Linked DNA regions of Homo sapiens: region 1 is linked to region 2. The links are chromatin contacts, found by Hi-C or POLR2A ChIA-PET in ENCODE. All regions are on one chromosome and are shown on one strand. Each heading gives the region's core, a stretch centred on a gene start or an enhancer-like site at or near the end of the contact. The rest is flanking DNA. Distances are from core to core; before and after follow the strand shown.

What was found. Hi-C counts contacts between places; a loop is a spot of excess contacts on that map. ChIA-PET counts read pairs that join two places held with the same protein, here RNA polymerase II (POLR2A). Pooled maps may share reads with other maps.
Region 1: a loop to region 2 is called in a pooled map, with 2.2 times the contacts of the local background. The contact joins two enhancer-like sites. A Hi-C loop is called at or near these places in 2 of 168 maps with a recorded cell type or tissue (B cell and OCI-LY7), 23 of 37 single-sample maps with no recorded cell type and 5 of 50 pooled maps. POLR2A ChIA-PET finds 5 or more read pairs at or near these places in 4 of 52 experiments (B cell, H1, SK-N-SH and 1 more).

Annotation. Positions count from the first base shown.
Region 1 is chr9:137,737,474-137,740,173 of GRCh38, reverse strand. All of the region lies in intron 4 of EHMT1 (euchromatic histone lysine methyltransferase 1), which reads right to left. Among named protein-coding and RNA genes, the nearest start is that of MIR602, 100 kb to the left of the region's middle. RefSeq lists an enhancer at 1,835-2,094. Within about 2 kb of position 1,318, at least 3 of the 41 ENCODE cell types and tissues checked have a DNase peak (open chromatin) inside an H3K27ac peak, as active enhancers do; they include B cell, where a contact is called at or near this core.
Region 2 is chr9:137,690,450-137,693,149 of GRCh38, reverse strand. All of the region lies in intron 1 of EHMT1 (euchromatic histone lysine methyltransferase 1), which reads right to left. Among named protein-coding and RNA genes, the nearest start is that of EHMT1, 73 kb to the right of the region's middle. Within about 2 kb of position 1,354, at least 9 of the 41 ENCODE cell types and tissues checked have a DNase peak (open chromatin) inside an H3K27ac peak, as active enhancers do; they include B cell, where a contact is called at or near this core.

The DNA of each region.
Region 1 (2,700 bases), core at 69-2,568, 47 kb before region 2:
GGCACTGCCCAGCTGCTCTGCAGGAAGGCTGGGCTGCTGGGTAGAAGAGGTGTGGACAAGGAAGAAAGGCGACAGGCTCCAGAGGGCAGACAAGGTGGATGGGAGGTTGGAAGTGAGGGAAAAAAGCAAGTGCACGGGAAACACAGCAGTCTGCGTGGTCACCACCACAACTCTGCCACTCACAAGGGCTTCTGTCCTCAGGTCACATAGAGCAGGGCCCAGCTCTATGTCCAGGCCTCATGCCTGGACAGCAGCACCTGTAGAACTGTTCCCTGCCATCAGAGACACCGTCCTCCTTCCTCCCTGCCCGACAAGTCCACACAGAGACCCCAGGCCATTCAGGATCAGTATTTGGCACTGTTCCCACCCACCTATGCAGAAGGCACGAACACTCCAAGCTCACAAAGCAAAAGGCAGGGCCTCCACTCTGGGCATGTCCTGTGGTCACCAGCAAAAAAGCGCAAGGGAAGCACTGCAACTTCTGCAGCAACCTGCAGCTTCTACCCAAGTGTGGACAATGAACCCAGTAGGGACCTGCAGCTTCTACCCAAGTGTGGACAATGAACCCAGCAGGGACCTGCAGCTTCTACCCAAGTGTGGAAAATGAACCCAGCAGGGACCTGCAGCTTCTACCCAAGTGTGAACATTGAACCCAGCAGGGACCTGCAGCTTCTACTCAAGTGTGGACACTGTACCAAGCAGGGACCTGCAGCTTCTACCCAAGTGTGGACACTGAACCCAGCAGCAACCTACAAGTGTGGACACTCAAACTGCTTTATGACCTAAGTTTACTTTTTCTTTCTTTTTTTTTTTTTTTTGAGACTGAGTCTGGCTCTGTTGCCCAGGCTGGAGTGCATTGGTGCGATCTCCGCTCACTGCAAGCTCCGCCTCCTGGGTTCACGCCATTCTCCTGCCTCAGCCTCCTGAGTACCTGGGCCACCACGCCCGGCTAATTTTTCTATTTTTAGTAGAGACGAGGTTTCACCGTGTTAGCCAGGATGGTCTCGATCTCCTGACCTTGTGATCTGCCTGCTTCGGCCTCCCAAAGTGCTGGGATTACAGGCATGAGCCACCGCGCCCGGCCTGTTTTTTTTTTTTTTACTAGTAAAATACACACACCACAAAATTTACCATCTTCATCATCTTTAAGTGCACGGTTCCATGGTATTAAATACATTCAGAATGTTGTGCAACTATCACCCCTATCTACCTCCACAACTCTTTCCATCTTGTCAAACTGAAGCTCTGTTCCCATTAAGCCCTAACTCTCCATTCCCTTCCTCCAGCCCCAGACTCCAGCCCCTTCTACTCTTTCTGTGTCCATCAGTTGGACGACTCTAGGGACCTCCTTTAAGTGGAATGGTACAACATTTGTTCTTTTGTGGCTGACTTACTTCATTCGGCACAGTGTCCCCGAGGCTCATCCACGCTGCAGCGCGGGCCCCAGCTTCGCTGCTTCTCAGGCTGAGTCACACGTCACTGCGTTTTGCACACGACACTTTGCTGATCCGTTCGCCCGACAGCCGACCCTCGGGTGGCTTCCCCCTTTTGGCTGCTGTGGTTGATGCTGCTATCAACGTGGGTGTACAAGCATCTCTTCAAGACCCTGCTTTCAGTGCTGCTGGGGCACGTGCCCAGCAGTGGAACTGCTGGATCACATGGTAGTTCCACACTTAGTTTTTTGAGTTTTTCACAGCAGATGCACCGTTTCACTTCCTACCAGCAGTGCACAAGGGTTCCCATTTCTCCGCATCCTCACTGATATGTGCCATTTTCTGTTTTGATAGTTGCTGTCCTCAACAGGTGTACGGTGGTATCTCACTGTGGTTTTGATTTGCATTTACCTTATGATTAGTGACGTTGAGCATCTTTTCATGGGCTTACTGGCCATTTGTGCATCTTCTTTGAATAAACGTCTATTCCAGTCCTTTGCCTTTTTTGGGTTTTTTTTGTTGTTTTTTTTTTGTTGTTGTTTTTTTTGAGACAGAGTCTCACTCTGTCACCCAGGCTGGAGTGCAGTGGTCCGATCTCGGCTCACTGCAACCTCTACCACTCGGGTTCAAGTGATTCTCCTGCCTCAGCCTCCCAAGTACCTGGGACCACAGGCATGCACCACTATGCCCAGCTAACTTTTGTATTTGTAGTAGAGATGGGGTTTCACTATGTTGGCTCGGCTCGTCTGGAACTCCTGACCTCAGGTGATCTGCCTGCCTCGGCCTCCCAAAGTGCTGAGATTACAGGCGCAAGCCACTGCACCCGGCCTCCTTTGCTGATTTTTTAATCAAGTTGTTTTTATTGTTGAGTTGTGGGATTTTTTTTGTATATTTTGGGTAGTAATTCCTCATCAGACATAGGATTTGCAGATATTTTCTCCTACTCCACAGGTGCCTTTTTATTCCGTTAACAGTGTCTTTTCTTTACGACTAGCCAAGTGCAGCAGTAAGAAGCAGGGAAACAGGGAAACAAGGAGATAGAAAGCTTTGTGCATCAAAAGACACCAAGTCTCATCAAACCCAGTGTGTCTCCTTTTTTTTTGTTACCTACACTTTTGGTGTCATGTCCAAGAAATCACTGCCAAATCCAAGGTTGTGGAGCCTTTGTCCTATGTTTTCTTCTCAGAATTTTATATGTTTAGGTCTTACATTTAGGTCCTGGACCTGTCTTAGGCTAACTTCTGCATATGGTGTGAGGTAAGGGTCC
Region 2 (2,700 bases), core at 105-2,604:
CCTCAGCCCATCTCCCCTACGAGTTTAACAATTAACCTGCTCTTTCCATCCACCCACTACACTTTTCCTTTCTAAAAAGTCTTATTATTGCCATGCTGAAAACCTCTGCTGTGCCCATTCGCCAAAGGGTCCAAAGCCCCCAGGTGAGGCAGGCAGAGGTGCCGTCCAGCCGATTCCAAGGACAACCCTTGTGGCCACATCCACCCCGGACTCTCAGGCTTCTGATTGTCCCTTTTTTCCAAAAGACACCCTACCACTGCCCGCACGTGTTCACCCCTCCTCAGCCGGCTCTGAAGTCAGCTCCTGCCCAGGTCTCTTCCTTGGTGCTCCCACACCCAGCAGCAACAGACACTGCGCACTGGAGCATGATGGCTTCACCAGGGCTGGAGCAGGCGCCTGAGCATTGTTCACTGCCGTCCGACACACACACACCATGCAACGTGCTTCTGACCAGCGCGCAGATCATCTAGCTCCTCCCACACATGGAAGATATCAACGTCTAAAAGAGAGTTTTCTCACTTTTTATGGTTTTAAAAACTCCTTTCTAAGTAAAAAGAAAAAGTTGATGGAAAAACACCATCTGAGGCCGGGCTCGGTGGCTCACGTCTGTAATACCAGCACTTTGGGAGGCTGAGGTGGGTGGATCACCTGAGGTCAGGAGTTCGAGATCGGGCCTGGCCAACACAGCGAAACCCCGTTTCCACTAAAAATACAAACACTAGCCCGGCGCGGTGGTGCACGCCTGCAATCCCAGCTACTTGGGAGGCTGAGGCAGGAGAATTGCTTGAACCCAGGAGGCGGAGGTTGCAGTGAGCTAAGATCACACCACTGCACTCCAGCCTGGACAACAGAGTGAGGCTCTGTCTCAAAAAAAAAAAAAAAGAAAGAAAGAAAGAAAGAAAAGAAAAAAAAGAAAAACACCATCTAGTGACGACATGCCATGTGAAAGATCCACAGGTGCACGTAAACGTTCTTCATCAGCGCTGAAGGAGCCCCTTCCCCAGTGGTGTTCTGGAACCTTGCCTGATACTGGCTGGTGTTGTGTATGATTCTCATCCTATACCATTTCCAAATTCTTACACACATCACCCTTCTCATTAGTTCTGCCTGTTTTGCACTTCAATACAATCAGGAATATCCTGTGAATTTTTAGTAAACTGCACTTCATTTATATTTCAGGGAAAGAGAACACTCTCAAAAGGTCCTCTATTAAAAGAGGAAGGAAATGAGAGAACCAGGGCCAGGAAACACAGGGCCCAGTCCCTGCCCAGGGGAGACAGGGCGCTTCGCATGTGGGCGGGAGCCAAGAGCCAGGCAAGTGTACCAAGCACAAGAGGCCACTTCACACCCAGGAGAGACTGTCATCAAAGAGATGGACCCTTACAAGTGCTGGCAAGGACGTGGAGAAGCTGGAACCCTTGCGTGCTGCTAGTGAGAATGCAAAATGGTGCGGTTGCTATGGGAAACAGTATGGCGGTTCCTCAACACATCAAAAATAGAATTACCATATGACCTAGCAATTGAAAGCAGGGTCTCAAAGAGATATTTACACACCATGTTCACAACAGCATTGCTTGCAATAGCCAAGGGGTGGAAGCAACCCAAGTGTCCATCAACGGACATCCACTAATGGACAAACAAAATGTAGTCCATTCATACAACAGAACATTACGGCTGGGCGCGGTGGCTCAAGCCTGTAATCTCAGCACTTTGGGAGGCTGAGGCGGGCAGATCACTTGAGCTCAGGAATTCGAGACCAGACTAGGCAACACAGAGAAACTCTGTCTCTACAAAAAAAAAATTTTAAGAAAAAAAAATATATTTTATATATATATATATAATTACATATATACTATTCAGCCTTAAAAAGGAAGGAAATTCAGACACATCCTATAACACAGATGAACCTTAAGGACATTATGCTATGAGAAATGAGCCAAGCACAAAAGATAAATACTGTATGGTCCACTTGTGTAAGGTCCCTAGATAGTCCAAGTCTTAGAGACAGGAAATAGAAAGGTGGGTGCCAAGAGCTGAGGGGAGGGAGGAATGGAGACTTGGCATTTAATGGAGACAGAGTTTCAGCTTGAAATGATGAAAAAGTTCTGGAGCTGGATGGTGGTAACAGCAGCACAATGTGAATATACTTAACAATACTGAGCTTTATACTTAAAAATGGTTAAGATGGTGAATTTTATGTTATGTATATGTTGTCATAATTTTAAAACATGTTTAAATGAGTCCTCTCTGTATGACCCAGCACCTTAACTTCATGGTGCTTATCTAGAAACACTCTTGGACATGTACATGTGGAAGAATATATGATGCTGTTTAAAGCAGCAGTGCAATTTGTAACAGCAACATACACAAGTGATGATCACAATGACCACCAACACGGGAATGTTTAAAGGAGAGGGCTGGGTGTGGTGGCACACGCCTGTAATCCCAGCTACTTGGGAGGCTAAGGCAGGAGAATCACTTGAACCCGGGAGGCAGAGGTTGCAGTGAGCCGAGATCGCGCCACTGCACTCCAGCCTGGGCGACACAGCAAGACTCTGTCTCAAAAAAAATAAAATAAAATAAACAAGAAACAAGATATATTCTTCGACATCTAGTCTGTAATTTTTTTTTTTTTTTTTTTTTGAGACAGGGTCTCACTGCCACCCAGGCGGGAGTGCAGTGAGGCAATCACAGCTCACT